Regions from separate parts of the Mus musculus genome. Here region 2 is linked to region 1. A link is a contact called in ENCODE POLR2A ChIA-PET data. All regions are on one chromosome and are shown on one strand. Each heading gives the region's core, a stretch centred on a gene start or an enhancer-like site at or near the end of the contact. The rest is flanking DNA. Distances are from core to core; before and after follow the strand shown.

The links. ChIA-PET counts read pairs that join two places held with the same protein, here RNA polymerase II (POLR2A).
Region 2: POLR2A ChIA-PET joins it to region 1 with 13 read pairs in embryonic stem cell. The contact joins the promoter of 2610524H06Rik here to the promoter of 4930515G01Rik in region 1. POLR2A ChIA-PET finds 5 or more read pairs at or near these places in 3 of 5 experiments (Patski and embryonic stem cell).

The regions. Positions count from the first base shown.
Region 1 is chr5:114,772,327-114,777,105 of GRCm38, reverse strand. It overlaps 4930515G01Rik (RIKEN cDNA 4930515G01 gene), which reads left to right and starts at 2,123. Exons shown (of 1, transcript NR_027872.1): 1 at 2,123-3,373. Ankrd13a (ankyrin repeat domain 13a) reads right to left here and starts at 1,966. Exons shown (of 15, transcript NM_026718.2): 1 at 1,782-1,966. The coding sequence starts at 1,877. It overlaps Git2 (GIT ArfGAP 2), which reads left to right and starts at 3,614. Exons shown (of 20, transcript NM_001347400.1): 1 at 3,614-3,792. The coding sequence starts at 3,741.
Region 2 is chr5:114,820,598-114,825,376 of GRCm38, reverse strand. 2610524H06Rik (RIKEN cDNA 2610524H06 gene) reads left to right here and starts at 1,909. Exons shown (of 2, transcript NM_181075.3): 1 at 1,909-2,064; 2 at 2,652-3,440. The coding sequence starts at 1,932. The coding sequence ends at 2,938. Gm46920 (a long non-coding RNA gene) reads right to left here and starts at 1,647. Exons shown (of 2, transcript XR_003955777.1): 1 at 1,588-1,647.

The DNA.
Region 1 (4,779 bases), core at 874-3,373:
AGGCCTCTGAGCTGTGTGTGTGATGCAAAGAGTTATATCAGCAGGTATACTGGGATGCCTGAATCATCCTCTCTGGGGGCATGTGTCATATCTCTTTAAATCCTAAGTCGTTACTGTGCCATCTAATTAAGAACAATGACTCTTACAAAACCGTCTTCTGTCTGGACTACCCTCCCCTGCCCCACACACACCTGAGGATGAAACCCAGGGCCTCTCACACAATGGACAAGTGTTGGGGCCACTGCGATACACACAGTCTCATCCTTTCTTATTTATTTTCTGACAGATCATCACCAAGTTGCCCAGGCTAGCCTCCAAATCTTCCTGCTTCAACTTCCTGAGTGTCTTGGGTTACCCGTGTACACCGCCACACCCGCCATGGAATCCTTTTTTTAAATGCCACTTCTGACTTCCCATGCTGCCCATACAACTAAATATATATATATATATGGCAAGCTGCAAACCAACACTTAGAACCGTTCCAACAGCGCTTCGATGTGGGGCTGGCCCAATGTTTACCAATCAAAAGAACCAAGGGTTCGCAACAATTACTGAGTCAGTGGTTAAGTCATTCAAAAGCAAGGCTCTGACACACTGGCTAAGACGAATGAATGAAGCCAAACCGTAACAATTATGGCGGATTTCGGGAGTAATTATAAATCCTTATCTCATTTGCTACAGGCTAGAGAGCAACTCAGGGCACCCGTGCCTAATGAAATGACTGCAGTGCCATTAATGGCAGGTGTCTCATTCCTGGTGGGCGGCTCTGCCTTTCAGCAGGCTACCCCTCCCCCAAGTTAGAAGCCAGCCTGAGCTACACAGTGAATTCTAGGCTAAGCAGGGCTATACAGTGAGACCCTGTCTCAAGCAAAAAGAACAAAAACCAAGAAACCCAAACAAATGAAATAAGAATTCATATTAATGCAAAGATTCTTCACCACGGCTCTAACTAACATTGGAGTCTGATAACACTCAGTGGTGGGTGAGTGGCTGCCTTGAACACTGTAAGGCACAGCGAGGTCGCTGGCCTCTCCCCAATGCCATGCCAACAGCACCCACCTCTAAAGTCAACCCAACCCAAAACGTCTTGTCTCCTTGCATTCCCAAATATTCACTATCATCTTCATCTGAGAACCACTGATTTACAGAGGTGGGAAGAAAAGAAAAAAAAAAAAAAAAAAAAAAAAAAAGCACTTCAGAACAGGAAGGTCCTAAGGAGTCTGAGCAGCAGAGATTCTCAAACCAACCACCCTGGGGAGCTCGTTAAAACCCCGATTCCTAGGCCCAGCCGCAGCCCCATCAATTTAGACAAGTACTGGGTTTTCCGTCGTCACTGCCTCCATCCTCATCCAATGGGTAAGGAAAAGTGGGGTCCCCCCAACGTAACTGCTTTGCCCAAGGTCACAAGAGAGTTAGAACCAGGCCACCGAAGCCAACCAAGCTCTTCCCCAGCACCAGGGCGGGTGGAGTAAGGTGTGTTTCTTCCGTCTTCAAGGCCATAAAGCTTAAAGGTGAATTCTGGGGCCAGCGAGCCTGAGATAAACGATCTGGACGTGGTTTTCATTAGCCCGATGGCCTTGCGCCTTGCGCAAGGCAAGTAGGCTCTGGGGTCTCAGTTTCCTTCTCTGTCAAATGGAACAATAAGCGCTCATTCCTAACGATATCAGAAAGAGGAGAATGGACCAAAAGCCCCCGGCACCGAGCCCGGTCTACGGTAAGCGCTCTATGGATCCCGGGGCTCAGGAGGAGAACGGATCCCGACTCCGCGCCGCGCACCTCACCTGGTCCCGCAGCTCCTTCTCCAGCTGCTCGTAGTCGTTGTTCCAGACCAGGAGGTGCAGCGGGAAGCGGCTGCTGGTGTCGCGGGCCGAGGACATGGCGAGGAGGCCGCCACCCGGGCCTGACCGCCCGCCTGCCACCAGCCTGGACCCGACGGGGTCTCGGGGGCCCGCCCGACCGGCCGGAGAGCGAGGGGAGAAGGAAGGCGAGCGGGCGAGTGCGGGGCGCAGCGGGCGACAAGGGCCTCCGAGTCCGGAGCGGGCGGCGCGGCAGGCCTGGGGTCGCGGGCCGGGCTGGGGACCGGCTCGGGGACCCGCTCGGCCGCGCCCACCCCGCGCCCCGCGCGCTCGCGCCCGCGCTGACAGCTCGCGAACCGACTGCTGCCGGCCGAACCGCCCCGAACAGGGAAGTGCACGGGGAATTCCATCGCGCGCCGCGGCCGGGGGACGCGACCGCGCGACCGGCCCAAGCCGCGCTCCATGTCGCTCCGCCGCGCCCCCACCCCGGGACACACAACAAACAACGATCTGTGGGACCGCAGGGCCTCCGAGAAGCCCGAGATCTCCACGCACAAAGTCCACGATGCGCGCCCCGCGACTCTCGTCCCCTGCCCAGCCTCTTCCAGTGGTGCGCTCCACAATCGGGCCTCTTCCATCGGCTCTGCAGCCCGGGGTGAGCGCGCAGGCCGGACCAAACCATCCGGCTGGAGCCTCCCCAGGCTGCCTTCCACGATTGGTCAGAAACCATTTTGGAAGTGGGCAACGGGAACTCGTTTTCACCGGCGAGCTGGAACCTGGAGAGCTGGCACCAGATACTCTCCTGATAACGGGGTAGTTGTGTCTGTGGGCTTTTAAGCTTTGGAATCTTTGAACTGGGTGGTTCTGTGCGCGGAGGTCATCCGATGCTTTGTAAGTTAGGGTGGACGCCCGCCTCTTTAATGCCATCAGTATTCACTATCCCCAAAACTGTCTCCAGACGGGAGCGGTTGTTCCCCCAGGAGGAGAAAAACCGCCCAGTTGAAAATGACCGTTTTGTCTGAATTCCCAACTCGGCTATAATTCAAAGCGTTTGCCGTGAAGGTTTATTCCGCATCAGTCTCCTTAAGCTAGCCATTCAGATTCAGGATTGTGGCCCAAAGGACTAATGGAGAATCCAGGTTGGCTCACAATATGCACAAGTAAAATTCATTCTTTGGGTTACGACTTCAGGCGCTCTGTCTTCTCGACACAAGGAAGAACGAAGCAAGTGCTGTGTCTGCCCAGATGTTTACAACTGCCACGAAGTCGTCCAGTGCAACCTGCAAGCACCCCCTCTTCCTTATTGGCTCTAGCTACACAACCTTAGCTTTTCAGATGAGAACGATGGTTGTCCACGAATCCTGACTGACCTAGTGCATTCTCCTCGGGTGCAGGGTCATTGGAGAGTGAATGAGGCTAATACATAAAGTAGTACCTAAAAGCTCTAATGGAGGACTGCGTGGCAACTATCAATCACATTAAACAGGACCCGTGCTTCTAAGGCCTCTTATGGACATGACTAAATGAACTTAACTGTTGTCTCCCGGGAGATTATATGTATAAAATTTCTATCACAAGGTTTTGCTTCTTTCTCTGGTTCTAATCAATCCTGGAACAAGCAATCACTTCCCAAAAGGGAGACACACACACACACACACACACAATTGCGAGAGCATCTAGAGACAGGCACTGGAGGGTTGGGCGGACCTCTGCCCTCATTCAAGATGGCGATACGGAAGCGTGCCCTTTCCGGTCACATGACCTGCAGGGCTCCGCAGGCCGTCTCCCCCGCGCGTGCGCAGTGTGCCGGGGCTGAGAGGCGCTGGAAGGCGGGCGGGGGGGAGAGGCGCCGCCAGCGCCGCCCGGGGACCCGTTAGAGCGGAAGCGCAGCCGCCGCCGCCTCTGCCGTCGCTCGCGGGGTTCCCAGCAGGTGAAGCGGGCACCATGTCGAAGCGGCTCCGGAGCAGCGACGTGTGCGCCGACTGCAACGGGCCTGGTGAGTGACGCCGGGGCCCCCGCTGGCCAAGCTCTCCCGGCCGGGACCCCTGGCGGGGCGGTCCCCGCGGGCGGGAGCCTGACTGCGGCCCAGTCACCCCGACCCCCGGGCTGCCGGGGCGCGCGAGACCGTCCCGGGCCTGTCAGCCGCGCGGCCCGGGGCTCCCTCCCTCCCGCGGCCCGGGCGAGCACAGAGGCGGAGGGCCCGGGACCGGACGGGACGGGACGGGACGGGACAGGCAGCCCGGGAAGGCCAAGTGACAGGAGTCAGACGCGGGCGGCCCTAGGCTGCAGGTGTTTCCCCTTCCCCGTCTCCCGCCCCGCCCGCGCGAGTGCGCGATCGTCCGCTGCGCCGCCTCACGGGCCCCAGGGTGGAGGGCTGCCCTGCTCCGGGCGGCCGCTCCTAAGGGGAGAGACTGCCTGCCCCAGGTCGGGAGCGCAAGTTTGAGGATCCGTGCTCCCCCCCCCCCACCCCCGATTTTGCCTCTGCGTGACCTTGGACCGATGAGTTCTCTTGCTCAAACCTTGATTTCCTCCGGGTTTTTTTTCCCCCCCACCCACTGCTGGAAACTATGGCCAATGCAGTGCGCAGTGGTCAATGGACATTCCCCGGGGATCGGCTCCTTTCGTAGGATAACTCAGTTCAAAACCCTTGTAGTTCCTTCAGCCACAGTCTGGCTTCAGATTCACACTGTCACTCGCAGCGACTTCGAACCGCCAAAACTGTTCTAAACTGCAGATAGGATTTGGATTTGAAGATTGGATCTGGCTTTGTAATTGGAACCCAACTGACAGGTCTCGATCCTGATTTTGTGTGTGTGTGTGTGTGTGTGTGTGTGTGTGTGTGTGTGTGTGCTTGCTTTGGTCCTTGGACTTTTCGGGTTTGAAGTCAAATATCAGATGACTTTCCTGGTGTAGCAGTGTTCAATAGACAGTCTTAATTAAGCCATTGAACGTCAGCGGCTTGCAACAGATTTTTCTCTTCGTC
Region 2 (4,779 bases), core at 660-3,159, 48 kb before region 1:
AAAAAGTAGCTAAAATGATTAATTTTACGTCATGTCACCATCATAGCAAGAGTGAGATCAGCCAGTATGATTTTAAGATTGTATAAAAGGGGCTATGAGATGGTCAGCGGTTAAGAGCATTTACTGCTCTTCCAGAGGACCTGGGTTCAGTTCCCAGCACTTACACGGAGGCTCACAATTATCTGTAACTCCCGTTCCAGAGGAACACACACTTCTTCTAGCCTTCACCAGCTCCAGGCACCCATGCAGTGCACACACACATGCAAGCAAAGCACTCATGTACATAAACTAAACCTTAAAAATGATTGTATAGACTAGGCATGTTAGTACATGCCTTTAATCCCAGCACTCGGGAGGCAGAGGCAGGCAGATCTACATGAATTTGGGGCCACCCTGGTCTACATAGTAAGTTCCAGGACAGTGATGTTTAAAGAGACCCCTCCATCTCATTCATAATAACAAATTATTGATAATAATCCTCTCGGAAGAAGGCTGCCTGTAACTCAGGCCACTCACTAGGTCATGAACTAGTTTTTGCAGCCAAAGGGATGGAGGATGCTTATTGGCCACTGGATGGTGAGCATGCCCCCGGAGCAAGGACACCAGGACATCACGGGTAGGAAGACAGGCGTGCTTTCCATCTGGTCACCAACTGTAACCCAAAGGAAAGGAACATAGCCCGCATCCGCCACCATCATAGGTTTGAATTTCAAACAGACTAGTGTGGTATCCCACGAGGTATTGTCAATATACTTTAAAATTCTTAGGATAAGAAACAATGAGTTTGTGGTCCAGACCGAGAGATTTCAAAAGATACATCACAACCACTTATAACACCAGCTGCTGAGGGATACACAGCACCCTCTAGTGACCTCCACAGGCACTGCACCCATATAGCATCATTCTCCGACTTTTTCTGTCTCTGTCTCTCTGTCTCACACACACGCACATGCACACACTCTACAGGTGCTGGATAGGCGGCTCGGCAGTTACTGCTCTTCCAGAGGACCCATATTCAGATCTCAGAACCCACACAGCGGCTAACAACCATCTGTAAATCCAATTCCCGACGACCCCACGCCCTCTTCTGGCCTCTATGAGCACTGCCAGGTATGTGATACACAGACAAATATGCTTGAAAAATGCCCACATATGGAAGAAGGAAAGTAAACTCTGTAGTGGTGGCAGTAGTGGTGGTGATATAAGTCTTTAATCCCAGCACTTGAGAGGCAGAGGCAGGCAGGATTTCTGAGTTCTGGGTCAGCCCGGTCTACAGAGTGAGTTCCAACAGGCAGGGCTACACAGAGAAACCCTGTCTTGAAAGGAAGCAAAATACATACATAAAACTTACACTTTTCAGGCTGGAGAGATGGCTCAGCTTTTCAGGCTGGAGAGATGGCTCAGCAGGTAAGAGCACTGACTGCTCTTTGAAGGACCTGAGTTCAAATCCCAGCAACCACATGGTGGCTCACAACCATCTGTAGTGATTTCTGACGCCGTCTTCTGGTGTGTCTGAAGATGGCTACAGTGTGCTTATATATAATAATAAATAAAGCATTTAAGAAAATATTGTTTAAAATAACTTACAGTTTTCAAAAATGAGATTACGGTGTCTCTTTCTTCGGACTGCATTGACTATTTAATACGAAAATGTATGAATGTATGAATGTGTAAAGCAAAGCCTTCCACGGGGAAGCCCGACGCGAGCGCTTGCCACAGTTTTGGAACCCTCCGCGCGCAACCATAATTCACCATCCCACCCCCAAAGTTGGTCAGGATGGCTCCTCCCCTCGCCCCCTTACCGGTCCTGTTTCCGTGGCAACTGCGCGAGCGGAGTGGGCGGACCTGGGGGGGGGGGAACGGCAACGTCTAGGGGCGGGGCTTACGGCGGAAGGGGCGTCCCCTCGCTCCTTGCAGCGCGGGTTTCAGTGATGCTGCGCTTAGGATGGATGCGGCTGTTGCCCGTGCTCTGCAGCCTCCTGCTGGGGCGAGCCGAGGCCCCGAGCCCCGGGTTGCCGCCGGAGCAGAGCCGGTCCTACGAGGTGCTGCGGAGGCAGAGCCTGGGTAAGCGGGGCGGTGCGGAGGGTGCGCGTTTGCAGCGGGATCCGGGCGTGGGGAGCTTGTACAGGGCGGGGGCGGGCCCAGGCCCGGGCCTCTGGTTGTGGGAAGCCAATAAACGCCATTACAAGATGGTGCTGATTTCAATAAGCTGACACCTATATATATATGGGTAAACAATCAATGTGCCCATGTACAGTAGGGTTTATTTATTTTTTTTTTTTTTGGCAGAGTCACTGCCTGGCCCAAGGCATGTAAATGAGGTACTGAAAGCATAACCAATGGGGTGTAGACACGCCTATCCTAGGCCTATATAAGCAGCACTGGTTTTTGGCCTCAGGGTCTTTCGCTTTCACTATCAAGCTCCCAATAAACATGCGCAGAAGAATCCTTCTTGCTGGCGAGTTGGGCCTCTACAAGTGGTGATTCTCATATCGCCTCAGGGTTATTGTTAGTGAATCAAAGAGTGGATGTTTTACAACATAACATGGAACAGATGATGGATGTCCTACAAATGAGTTGTGTGGCATCAACCCTGCATATGTGCATTACTCCCATTGGGTATGTTAATGATTCTTTTATTAAAACTACAGATTTATCGAATTATCTGAAGGGGAACTGGTCGCAGGAGCTGGACAGGTTGCACAAGGAGCTGCAAATACAGATCCAGAAGCTTAATCGAACCAGAGTGGAACCAGTGACCCTTGGAGGCTTTACCTCTTGGCTTACCTCTGCATTTTCTTACTTTAAGGAATGGGTGGGAGTGATTTTGTTTGGTGCTGCTATATGCTGTGGACTGGTATTCGTGCTTCAGTTGGTTTACAAATTCAGAACCCAACAAAAACGTGACAAGGTGATTATAACTCAAGCACTTCCCTGAAGTTTGGTTATCTATGCTCAAGAATTAGTCGGCATCTTGAAAGAGTAAAACTTAAAAACAAAATTCTAGGCCTTTAGGCCCAGGTTTGGGAATGTGGCCTTTGTGATAATAAAACAGATAACGACATTCCTCCACCCACCTGCTTTCTGGGTTCAAAGAGTGTTCATTCAAAGAAAGTCACCCTGACCCACCCTGACCATTGCTGGAACCCGCTATTCAAAGGTGCTATTGTTAGGGGCTCTTAGAAACTGTCTTGAGAAATAACCCTCACAATTACCAGGTATTCCTCTTGACTCTTGTGACTTTGCACTTCCTTGTGACTCTTAACTGGTATTTTTGGTATTTTCCAACAACCCCCTTCCCACCTCCTTGAGTTGTGGTTTCTTCCTTTAAATACCCCCTTATCCAGCTACTCGGCGCGCCACGGTCCTCTACTCCTGTGTGGTGTATGACCGTGGGCCTGAGAGCGCTCTTGAATAAAAATCCTCTTGCAGTTTGCAGCAAGACCGTTTCTTGTGGGTGATTTTGGGGTGTCGCCTCTCCTGAGTCAGAACGTGGGGGAGTCCTCCGTTGTGGGTCTTTCAATCTAAGTCCTCTGCTCTTGCACCCCACGGATCTACGGATCCATTGCACTGGGATGAGAAAGACTCAACGATCATTGAACAGCCCTTGCACACTGCTGAGGTTTCCTCATCGCACTCGGTAGGGTGATCATGATTTGCCCTTCTAAATCCTTCTTGATCGTTTTTGTGCTGAGGAAGTGCTAGAGTAGATGGTCGGATTAGGCCTTTTCTATTGAATAAAAAAGGGGGAGATGTGGGAAGCCAATAAACGCCATTACAAGATGGCGCTGCTTTCAATAAGCCAATGCCTATGAATATGGGTAAACAACCAAAGTGCCCATGTGCAGTAGAGTTTGTATTTTTTTTTTTTGACATTGCCTGTCCCGAGGCATGTAAATGAGGTACTGAAAGCATAACCAATCGGGTGTAGACATGCCTATCCTAGGCCTATATAAGCAGCACTGGTTTTTGGCCTCGGGGTCTTTCGCTTTCACTATCAAGCTCTTCCAATAAATGTATGCAGAAGAATCCTGTTTTGGCGTCCTTCTTGCTGGCGAGTCGAGCGTCTACATCTGGTCCTCAGGAAGCTGCTTTTCCTGGGGTCAATTCTAGGCTTGGGAGCCAGCGCTTGCACCCCTGTGTGCTGTCTGGCGCACCTGCTGAAGCGAGAACCTGGAGTCCTGGGGGTGTGTGAGCTCCTCTGTTGCTCACTCTGTGGCTTCAGCCTAGGCAGCCAGGCTCATCCTGCATCCCTCCTCTGTTCTCAGCGATGGCCATTCATAATTGACAAGTTTTAGCATTTCTTACACAGCAAGGGTTCCTAGATAGCATCGCTGTTTACGGGAATTCTTTTGGGCATCGCAGAGGGCTAATGAGAAAAGTAGGCCTTTCAACCCCGTTCTGGAGAAAAGGAAAATGAAGCCAGGGGTACTCGGGTAGGAAGTGGTGGATGTCTGTACTTGAATCCAGGGTTTGTGGGGGCTTGAAGGAACTTTAGGGCAGTGTCTATTACACATGCACACACACACACACAAGCGAGTGCACTGCGGTGAAGGGAGCCTAGATGGGCAGACTTCAGAGAGAATCTGTCTGTCCTGCCTCAACCTATCTTCCCTCCTCATTAGTGGCCACCTCCATATCCTTTGTGGTTTGCCTTTCAGTCGGCTTGGTTCCTTCCATGTTTTGGCCACTAATTTGGTACCCTATCCAGCATTCCCCTGGGCGGTTCTCACGGATTTCCCTTTGGAGCTGGGTTATCACCCTTGACACTCCCGACAT